2 separate regions of the Homo sapiens genome follow, and region 1 is linked to region 2. A link is a contact called in ENCODE Hi-C or POLR2A ChIA-PET data. All regions are on one chromosome and are shown on one strand. Each heading gives the region's core, a stretch centred on a gene start or an enhancer-like site at or near the end of the contact. The rest is flanking DNA. Distances are from core to core; before and after follow the strand shown. Region 1 holds the start of ZFP36L1 (ZFP36 ring finger protein like 1). Region 2 has its middle 18 kb from the start of MIR4708.

The links. A loop is a pair of places that touch in the nucleus more often than their neighbours do. ChIA-PET counts read pairs that join two places held with the same protein, here RNA polymerase II (POLR2A). Pooled maps may share reads with other maps.
Region 1: a pooled map shows a loop between it and region 2 (2.2-fold over the local background). The contact joins the promoter of ZFP36L1 here to the enhancer-like site in region 2. A Hi-C loop is called at or near these places in 1 of 50 pooled maps. POLR2A ChIA-PET finds 5 or more read pairs at or near these places in 2 of 52 experiments (B cell and activated B cell).

The regions. Positions count from the first base shown.
Region 1 is chr14:68,790,203-68,795,638 of GRCh38, forward strand. It overlaps ZFP36L1 (ZFP36 ring finger protein like 1), which reads right to left and starts at 2,865. Exons shown (of 2, transcript NM_004926.4): 1 at 2,680-2,865; 2 at 1-290. The coding sequence starts at 2,736. RefSeq lists enhancers at 1-398, 4,486-5,030, 4,693-4,852 and silencers at 3,023-3,092, 3,113-3,312.
Region 2 is chr14:65,350,104-65,355,680 of GRCh38, forward strand. No RefSeq gene overlaps it. Among named protein-coding and RNA genes, the nearest start is that of MIR4708, 18 kb to the left of the region's middle. Within about 2 kb of position 3,153, at least 5 of the 41 ENCODE cell types and tissues checked have a DNase peak (open chromatin) inside an H3K27ac peak, as active enhancers do; they include B cell, where a contact is called at or near this core.

The DNA.
Region 1 (5,436 bases), core at 1,615-4,114, 3.4 Mb after region 2:
TTGTAGCGGCTGGAGTTGACCTGGCCGCCCCCGGGCTGCTTCTGGGTGGGCAGCAGCCGCTCGCCCCCTTCCGAGAAGGAGCGGTCTCGGAAGCGGCTGTCTCGCGAGCTCAGAGCGGGGGCTGGCTCACCCTTGAGGCTGCTGAGGAGCTGGTTCTGGTGGAACTTGGAGCTGGGCAGGGTGACTGAGTGCCTCCGAGGGAAGCCCCCACCAGCAGGGGTGCCCACTGCCTTTCTGTCCAGCAGGCAACCCCCTGCACTGGGAGCACTATAGTTGAGCATCTTGTTACCCTGGAGAGAGAAGAGAAAGGATGGTAAGGACAGAGGACATCCACCAGGATGTCCACTATGGGCAGCCCCCTACACAATCACAAACGCCCGCTCTTTCTCAAAGAACTCATCTCTACCTCGGCTCTAGCAAGCTCCCTTCCCTCTCTCCCTCCCATAGGCCATTCACCTGGGTTTATTTTGGCCCCATGCGTAAGAAACCACAAGATCCAAACTGTGTGACAAGCACCCTGCTCCATGCTGACTCCTGCAATGCAACCCCCATGTCCTCTGTCCCCAAAGCTACCACTTTAAAGTTCAACTTTTTTACTAGTCAAATAGATTCTTCAACTCAAAATATCTCACACAACCCAGACCTCTCTAGATTACCGCACCCCGCCCCCGCCACCGCCCGCGACAAAAACAGGTAAACCTCAGAAAGGAGTCTATCATAGGCTACGTTAGGTCCCCTTCCAATCAGTCTCTGCTTAATTGATACCCCCTCCTTCAAGACCTGGCCTAAGACTCTCAACTTCCTCCTTCAGAAGTGTTCCCTTCCTTTGGCAACAGGTTTTCAGACTGCCTTTGCTTTTTCTTGTGGGGAGGAGATTGGGGGCCTGGTCTGAGGTTGGGGGAGACAGGGATGTGATTCCTGAAAATAAAACTCTTTGCCCTAAGTTCCCGGAAGAGATATTTTCTACAATAATCTCTCTCACCATTTCCACTCAGCCCTAGCCCACCCCGCCCCCTTCACTGAGAAGATGCCTTTGCAATTAGTCTTTTGGCTGCAAGAGCAAGCTTGGATAAGAGCTCCAGTGTTTAATCTTTAACGCAAAGCTGCAGATGGAAAGGAAAAGGAAAGCACCAACCCCCCTACCCACCTCCTAGTCAATAGCGGATTGGGGGTGGTGGGGATGGGGGCAGAGCCACCAATGGCAGGTTTCTGTTCCAATAGGACCCTGGTCACCTGCCCAAATTGTACCCAAGATTTGGAAATGGTGCAGGTCAGGGACCTAGGAGTTAGTTCCCAGCCCATGTGGGTGTCATTGTGCAAATTCTAATGTTGGTCCCTTAGGATCAGCAGGGGGGGACCGGGAATCTGTAACTGCAACCACCCCACCGAGAGGATTACAGGAACCCAGTCGAGAGCTGGTTCCCAACAATGAGGTTCATTTAAAAAGTCGTGAGGGGGGAGGGGGGCCAAAGAAAGAAATAGATCAAAGAGCGGGAGAGTCGAGAAAAGAAGGAAGAAATGTTGGGGAGCGCTGGCAGCCGGGCTGGCAAGTGGAGTTTGGGAATGTGCAGGGAGGGAAGGAAGCTGAAAAATTCAAACTTTTTAAATGCTACTCTTCAGCTCCTCGGCGTCCCTGCACCCCAACCCTGCAGCCCTGGGGCGTTGGCAGCTGCACCAACAGGAGCAGCAAGCTGGGAAAACAGAGCAACATGACCCGACGTGTTAAGAGAAGGCAAAACACTTCAGCAATTAAAAAGTAGCCCAGCAGCTTCACCCTTTCAAATTGGGAGGGGGAGGTTGGAAAGAAATTTAACAACATCCATAGACTTTTGCTATGTACATTTAAACCGCAGTCCTGGAACATTCCGAGTTTAAAACTTGCTTTTTCAACACTGGCTGACAAGCAACATGTTTTAAGGAGCCCCCCATTAAATCCTTACTCGCGGGACTCTCGAGTTCAAGCCAGCATTTTGTCGCCACCTCCCCCCCCAACCCCGCCCGCAATCGATGAGCCGCAATGCCTCGGCAACACAGGTAAGCGGGTCAACCTGAATGCCTCTTTCACCCCAAAGTTTGCTGCACGATCGGCTATCGCGGGAAGAAGCCCAACGGAGCTAGGGCGGACTCAAGCCCCACTGCAAACTTGTTCTGCAACATCTTTTTGAATCACAACTTGGCCTTTCTTCCTCGCATATCCCCAGCTCCCCCCAAAGAGTGGAGGAAAACATTGTCCCGAGACTCACTTCCCCGAGGGACCTCCCACTCCCAACCCCACGGGTGGGTAATGCCGCTGGACAGACCTAGGGCGCAGACTGGGAACCCGATCAGACCAGCAAACCTGGGATCCAGCAGCACGTTACGTAAAACAGGATCGCCCAAAACTTGTCCCAATCCCAGCCCTCCCCCCGAAGCCCCCGGGCTGCCCTGCCAGGCAAACTTCGCCCCTCAAAACCCTGGCCTCCAGATTCACATGTAATCCCCGCCAGCAACTGTTGAAACTCAAAGGGTGGGAAGGACGGGGCCAAATTCCTTCAAACTTGGGAGAAATGCCGGAGGAGAAAAGAATCATCTCGCTGCACCACTTTCCCCATTGCCTTCCAAGACCCAAACTTTTGGGGGTTCTTTCTTAAGGCAAAAGAAAAAGACTTTTTGAAAAGCAAATGCTCCGCCCCCCTTTACCTTGCATAAAACTTCGCTCAAGTCGAAGATGGTGGCAGACACGAGGGTGGTGGTCATCCTGTGCGTTCGCGCGAGCCAGGGGCGAGGATCTGGTGTGTCGCGAAGGTCCCGGTGCGGGGAAGGCGCAGCCTCTCCTGTCTGGAGTCCCACACGCCAGTTCCCGGCGCCCCTCGCCTTTCTGACTCCGGGCTGGGGCGCGCAAAGCCCAATTTATAAAGTTCAGATTTGGTGGGCCGGGGGGAGGAGGAGCTTTAAACTTATTTAAATGAGGAAGAGGAGGAAAAAGAAGTTGATTGACACTGGAGTTGAATCAGCCATGCGGTCAGGCGGGGAGGGGGGGCAGGGGGAGGAGAAGAAACTTTCAAAAGGAAGAAGGGGGAGGGGAGACGAGAAAAGAAGGCGGAAAAAAAAAACCCCACTGTGAGCCGCGCACAACTTTTTTTTTTTTTTCTTTAAGAGGAAAAGTTTCAAGTCGGCTGACTTCCCTACCCGGCGCTTCAGGCGCCCCCTCTCCGGGGCCGCGCGGGCGCAGAGCGGGAGGGGCGCGCCCCCTCCTTTGTCAGCCTCAGAGCGCGGCTGTGACGTCACTCATTCCACTCCCTCCGGGGTTCTTGTTGTCATGTTGTTGTTTTTTGTTGGGCAGGAAGGCGGGCTCGACTTTCTCTTTTTGCCAGCGGGAGCTGAAGCCCGTCCTTAGCGCCCGGGCCGCGGTTTCCATCTTGAGCTGGCGGTCTCCTTGAAACTTCCCCAAGTGTCTGCACAACTTACCTTTTCCCGACTTCTCTTCGACACTCGGCTCCCTTCGGCAAACCGGGCAGGCCGAGGACATTAGAAATTTGGGACGCACAGAATGTTCAAGCCTAGGATTTTATGTTGCTGTTTTTTTTCCAGCGGGGCGTAGGGTGGGGCGCGCTGCTGGGGGGACTAGGGAAACTTTTTCCCCAGGAGGACATGGTCTGGCGGGGGCGAGCGCGGCACAATTTAGTGCGCCGCACGCGTCGACACTCGCGCTCGCTTTGCAGCCGGCGCTCTCCGGGTGTGGGCGGGTGGGGGGCGCCGCAAAAAAAGACCACAACCCGGGACGATTGTTTGTTTTACCAGGCCTAGGCGTGCCGTTTCTTTTCACGCATCCAATCTTTAAACTTTTTAGTCAAGAAAACCCTAATCCTTCCTGAATGCCCCTTCCTCCCAGAAAAAGCCCACCGAGCAACTCACTACTTTCCACGCGCGCTCCGAATTCTGGGCGGCGCCACAACCCTCCCTCCTCCTCCATCCTCCCCACACACACCTCAAGACTCTAGAACAATGAAAAAAGGTTACTTTGGTAAGAATGAAGGTAAAGAGGTGGAGGGAGGCGGCACTTTTAACTTATTGTTGCTTCTCTCTCGCCCCCACCGGAGTGGAACATATGGCTTGTCACGCTGCGCCGTTTTGGCGGGAGGTGGAGAGGGGGACATGGGAGCCACGAAACCGAAGGGCCCGCAATGGAGCATGACTCCCTTGAAAATGATAAAATATATACTGTTAGGTTTGGATGCCGCCCACCCAAATAAAAAGTTAACGAGTCCCCCACCCGCCCCCTGCGCCTTGGCCCGACTGCTGGCGTGATGACCCAGGCGGAAGTCGCAGGGCTGCGCTTCTTTCCGATTTCCACGCGGGCTCCGCCGCCCCCCTCGGCCCTCGCACGTTTCTTCCCAGCACTCGAGGCCGCCGAGTCTGTTATGAAACCCGGTGCTGCGGAGTGGCTAAGATTGAGTTCCATTGCGATGTAATTAGGTCACCCCATTATGAGCACGTTTCTTTGGAAAGGACGGGGCGGGCCGAAGAGAGCGCATTCTCACCACCCCCAACACACACTTTTTTTTAAAACTGCATTTCTTATTTATTCGTAAACATCTGGGCAAACCCAGCGAAACCTTCCAAATCACAATTGTTTGAGAAACCGGCTGTTTTTCAACTTTGTGAAACCCAACTTTTGCTGCAGCCACGAACCTACGTGATCCCAGCGGGGTCGGCTTTCATTTGTCTCCTCTGCCCGAAATGGATGGCCCCCACTTTAACTCGGCTGCTGCCCCTCGCTTGTTCTGCTGCTGCCCTCCAGCCGTCTGTTGCTTCCCTCCCCCGCTCCCATTTTTCAGCTTTTCTTGAAATCTGGCAAGCGCCAGAAAGGGAAATAACTTCCATCCACCTTAATTTAAATCATTCAAGTGTAGGTTTCTTTCTTAGAGGGATGTTTGCTCGTTCCTTTCCCAAGTGGGTGTTGGGGCGGTGGGGGAGAGATTTCGTGCAGTTTCTTGGTGATGAGGTAATGAGTTCCAGATTTCAGGACAGAGCAGAGTGCGCGTTGAAACCACAAGGTTAGTCTGAGTTCTGATGTGAAGCTATTTCGGTTTTTTATTCCCCCGGCCTCCACCCATTCCCGCTCCCCCACCCCCCACCCCCCCCAAAAAAGAGGCCGGCTGGTCTTTAACTCCCGAGGGTTCGCGAAGCTCAGCTGGGGGGACCGGAGGAGGGGCTGGAAAAAAGCAAAGGGGAAGGGGACTGGGAGCGGGCGGGGCCCCCTTCCCGGCCCAGGGCCTGTCCCCGCGGGGCACCGGCTATGCCCCTGCTTCGGGCGGCGCCGCTTTCCCTCCAAGGCTGCGGGACCGGCCAGGAGCACCATCAGGCGCCCCAGAATGGCTACAAAGTGGATTTTTCCAAAGAAAGCTGATTCCTCGAATTTCCTCGGCTTTTCCAACTCCCGGAGGCCCTCCCCTC
Region 2 (5,577 bases), core at 1,903-4,402:
AAGAAGTAGCCAGTCTGAAGTTGCTGAGGAGAATGAGGAGAACAGGTCACACATCATCAATGTAAAGGAGACTTCATTCCTAAGGTCACTTTTTGCCTCTGTTTCAGATTTTCCTATAGTTCCCATGTGCTGGAACTCATCCCAGCCCAATTCACGTAAGACCCTTCTAGGGTGCGGGAGCAGACCACAGGAACCTGGCTTAGTACTTAGCATTACTTAGCAACAGCTTCTAAGGAGCAACGCAGGACAATAATGAGCATACAGTGTGGATAATCAATCTTCTATTGATATCTTTAAGGGGAAAAATTAGGGGGATAATCCATTTGGACCAGGAAGAAGTATAAGTGGGTAGGACTGGAAGTCGGAGGAGGTAAACTAGGGCAAGATGAAGTTCCATAACGTTCTCCACACTTCGGAAGTTGAGTCAGGTGCTTGTGCTGGGAGAGAGGACCGAATCCAGGATAAAGCTTCTGTTCAGCACAGCTCCATCTGCCAATGCAGATAACTTGGGATATTTTCATGCCAGATGTGCAAGGATCAAGAGATTCACAGAAAAGTTGTTGAGCTTGAGAGACAAAGAGGTAATTTTTAAAATAGGGAATATGGAGGAATGTATATTCTAGGAAAAGCCTTGAGTATAAAACTTTTAAAGTTTTTCTTTTTTTTTTTTTTTTTTGAGACGGAGTCTCGCTCTATCGCCCAGGCTGGAGTGCAGTGGCGCGGTTTTGGCTCACTATAAGCTCCGCCTCCCGGGTTCACGCCATTCTCCTGCCTCAGCCTCCCAAGTAGCTGGGATTATAGGCGCCCCCACTACGCCCAGCTAATTTTTTGTATTTTTTAGTAGAGACGGGGTTTCACCATGTTAGCCAGGATGGAATCCATCTCCTGACCTCGTGATCCACCCGCCTCGGCCTCCCAAAGTGCTGGGATTACAGAGATGAGCCACGATGCACGGCCTAAAGTTATATATATATATATATATATACACATACACACACATACACATACACACACACACACATATATATATGTGATTTAAATATATAGATAGATATACATATGTAACTTTTTTTCTCTTGAGACAGAGTCTCACTCTGTCACCCAGGCTAGGTGCAGTGGCGCGATCTTTGCTCACTGCAACCTCCACTTCTCGGGTTCAAGTAAGTCTCCTGCCTCAGTCTCCTGAGTAGCTGGGATTACAGGCATGCGCCACCACGCCTGGCTAATTTTTGTATTTTTAGTAGAGGCAGGGTTTTGCCATGTTGGTCAGGCTGGTCTTGAACTTCCGACTTCAGGTGATCCACCCGCCTCGGCCTCCAAAAGTGCTGGGATTACAGGTGTGAGCCACTGTGCCTGGCCCATATTTAACTTTTTAAGTTAAATAACGTACACAGCTTTCCTGGACTTCAAAACCTGGTGTTAAGGACAGACTTTCCAATATAGAGATACTAGGCTGTTTTTATATAAAATTGCTTTATCTCAAACTCATTGGTGTAGGCTCTAATGGAGGGAAGGGGATGCTGATGTCTTAGGACAGCTGCCTGTGAGAAGCTTGAAGAGCTGACTTTTGCAGTGCTTCTTAAGCCGTAGCATGCGTCGGAAACACCTGTTAGTGCTGGTTTAAAATGCAAAATTTGCAAGACTTTTTTTTCCTTATTTATCTACTATGGTTTGAATGTGTCCCCCAAATTTCATGTGTTAGAAACTTAATCTCAAAATGTGACCGTATTGAATCTTTAAGAGGTGATTGGATCAAAAGGTTTCAACCCTTATGATTAATCCATTTATAGGTTAATGGATTAATGGGCTAATAGACTAGCAGGTAATCATGAGAGTGGAACTAGTGGCTTTTTAAGAAGAGGAAGAGAGACCTAAGCAAGCATGTGAGCTCACTCAGCCCCTCACCATGTGATTCCCAGTGTGGCCTTGGGACTCTACAGAAAGTCCTCACCAGCAAGAGTCCCCTCACAGTTGCAGCCCCTCAATCCTGGACTTCCCAGCCGTCATAACTGTAAGACATAAATTACTCTTCTTTATAAATGACCCAGTTCCACATATTCTATTATAATCAACAAGGAACGAACTAATACATTATCTAAAATTATCTCCTGAAAGCAATTACAGTAAGGATCTTGCTTTTTAGAAAACAAAAAATTATTGTATACATTTTAAATTTTAAAAAACTACTTTAGCCAGGCGTGGTGGCTCATGCCTGTAATCCCAGCACTTTGGGAAGCCAAGGCAGGTGGATCACGAGGTCAGGAGTTCAAGACCGGCCTGACCAAGATGGTGAAACTCTGTCTCTACTAAAAATACAAAAATTAGCCAGGTGTGGTGGCAGGTGCCTGTAACCCCAGCTATTTGGGAGGTTGAGGCAGAGAACTGCTTGAACCTGGGAGACAGAGGTTGCAGTGAGCCGAGATCACGCCACTGCACTCCAGCCTTGGGGACAGAGCAAGACTCCGTCTAAAAAAAAAAAAAAAAAACTAGCAATACCAGGAGAAAATAAGCCCAAGCCCGGTGGCTCACACCCATGATCCCAGCACTTTGGGAGGCCAAGGCAGAATGAAGGCTTGAGGCCAGGAGTTTGAGACCAGCCTGGACAACATACCAAGACCCCATCTCTACAAAAAAAAATTTTAATTTTTAAAATTAAAAAAAAATTTTTTTTTAGATGTTATGCACTAGTAGCTACTTGGGAATGTTAGATGTTATGTCCCAGCTACTTGGGAAGCTGAGGCAGGAGGATTGCTTAAGCCCAGGAATTCACTGCTACACTCCAGTCTGAGTATACCCTGTCTCAAAGAAAAATAAAAAGAGAAAATAAAATTTTATGTGCAAAAAGTTAGGAGAGGGCAAAGTCAAGTAAAATTTCCCCATATTAACTTAGAAATAGTAATAAGGGCAAAATGTTCTAAAGGTTTCATCTGTTAGTGTCCTAGCCTGGAAAAAAAAAAAAAGGATGCCCTTAAATTGAGTCATTTAGGAAGAGTGTAATAAAGTCACTATTTACAAAGCATGGACTGGGCTTAGACAAAGCAAAAGGGATGTGCACTACCCTTGGGCTGGTGAGTGCAAGAGCCACTACCGCCACCATGTCTGTAAGGACAAGGCAATGGAACCCATTAAAGGAACCTAGAAAGCTGATAGAGAGGGCCACCTGGCAGGAAGGAACCAGAGAAATAAATATGCCAACCTCCTTGGCCAACCCCTAGAGGCTGGAGGGCAAAAGCAGCCTACTGATGTCATCCTTGTGACTCAGCCTCATGGGCAGAGAGCAGGGCAAAGAAGGGTGGAGAGCAGATTATGAGTAGCAAATGGGGAAAATCTAGCACCTGTCAGAGATGGCTAACGCACTGGAGTGGCTACTGTGTATCTTAACAAGCACTGAAGACAACAGTACAGAGATTTCCTTTTCTATCATCTCGTTTATATAACCATGCAGTAGGTTTATAAGAAACCTACCATTAAGTGGCTGGGTGCAGTGGCTCATGCCTGTAATTCCAGTACTTTTGGAGTCCGAGGTGGGCAGATCATTTGAGGTCAGGAGTTCGAGAACAGCCTGACCAACATGGTGAAACCCCGTCTCTACTAAAAATACAAAAAAATTAGCCAGGAGTGGTGGCGGGTGCCTGTAATCTCAGCTATTTTGGAAGGCTGAAGCAGGAGAATCTCTTGAACCTGGGAGGCAGAGGATGCAGTGAGCTGAGATCGTGCCACTGCACTCCAGCCTGGGCGACAGAGCAAGACTCTGTCTCAAAAAAAAAAAAAAGAAAAGAAAGAAAGAAACATCACATCAAGTGTTATGGTTTTGTACTGTGTCTCATTCCAGAAAAAGCCCAGAAATCTGAACTTCAAGTAAGAACTCAAGCTGAGGGCAGTGGTTCACATCTGTAATCCCAGCACTTTGGAAGGGCGAGGTAGGGGGACCGCTTGAGCTCAGGAGTTTGAGAACAGCCTGGGCAACAGCAAGACCTTGTCTCTACTAAAAATAAAAAAGGAGTCCCTAGAACTCAGTGATAGTCTCTCTTCTCTTGGTCCCTGTCAGGGCTGTACAGAAACCCCAGAGTCTCTCAAGCCAGCTTAGTCCTGCAACAGACATGCAGAGGGAACATCTGTAACCTGAAAGAGGAAGGTCAGACACTGACCTGGCTTCACGGGACCCTACGAGTCTTTAGGCATGAGTGGGCCCAGGCTGCTGGCACTGACCAGGCTCACCTTATCTTGGCTCCTGGGCTGAATGGCTGAGCTTTCCAGGCTTGGGCTGGGGAGGTCCCTCTTATTTAGCTTCCTTGTCAGCAGTTTCCAGAAGGTGAAAGTTACCTGCCCAAGGTAGTAACCTTAAACTGCAATAGAAATAACTCTCTGGGCTAGAGATGCCAAGGTTGTACCGAAAGTTTCCAAGGCAGTAGAGCACTTAGCCCTGTCTCTGTGTCCCCGTGAAGGCCCTAGTCTTCCTCCTTTGACTGGTGTGTTGGCGACCTGTAAAGCTTGGGTATGGGCTGGGCAGGGCAGGCCGCAGGGCCCAGTCTGGCTTCCCGTGGAAGCCAGTGAGTTTCCCGCAAAGAGAAAGTTCTGGCTGTAGGCCTCAAGGGCAGGGAGAGAGGCCTTCTTTAACCCCAGCAGTAAGAAAATGCTCATTCTATACCGTGTAAAGGGACCCTTAGTGTTTCCTGGGCTGACACAGAGAAGAACTATTTATTTCTCAGCTATCGTTCTCTGACTTGGCAAGCTCAGGCTGGAGTGGGGAAAAGCAGATCCAAGACAATCATGTGATGGAATTACACCTGCTGAGGTAAAGCACAGTGCTGCTCCCCAAGCAAACATTCTTGCAGACTCTGCACTGCAAACTCAGCTCAGGAGGCGCTGGGCTAATTTGTCTTTTGCCAACTAAAGGCAAATGGAGGAGGGCAGAGCCTGGCAGCTTCTCCTACTGCCTGGTGATTTGAGGATCACTCTGCCTCCCTCCCCGCTCCACCACTCTCTCACTGATGCCTAAATAACAGGTAGGAATTCGCTCCACTTCGCCAAGGAGCAAGGAAATGCACATCACTTTACTTTTTAAAATCAAATGGAATCATGCTGTGAGCCCCACCTTGCCCTGGCTGGTGCAATCCCCAATATTAATGATTATTGAAATCCCCTCTTTTCTGTTGGGCCGTACTAGAATCCGGGGCCCTGCTTGGTAATAGCAAAATGGGGCAGGGGATTGAGTTAGCCAATAAAATAGCCACCATTATTAATGTTGCTACTTTTGTTATGTGACACAGCTATTGGACTAAAAGGTTTCACCTCAAAGTGCCTACTTTACCTGCAGGCTCTGCCACAGGGGCCCTTGTGGATATTTCCAAGGTTATATAGTTAGAGATTGTCCTTGAGGTATTAGTCATGTGCCAAGTTTGAGTGGTGGTGGTAGTAGAAGGAGTGTTGAGGAAACTTTAGATCTTCTCCCCGTAATCTAGGTCAGCATCCCCTGTTCCTTGTTGTAGGTAATTAATATTTTCTCATTTTCATGTATGTAGCCATGTAAACAGCTTAGAGCATCCTCTTCCCCTCCCAGCCTTTCAATCAGATTGC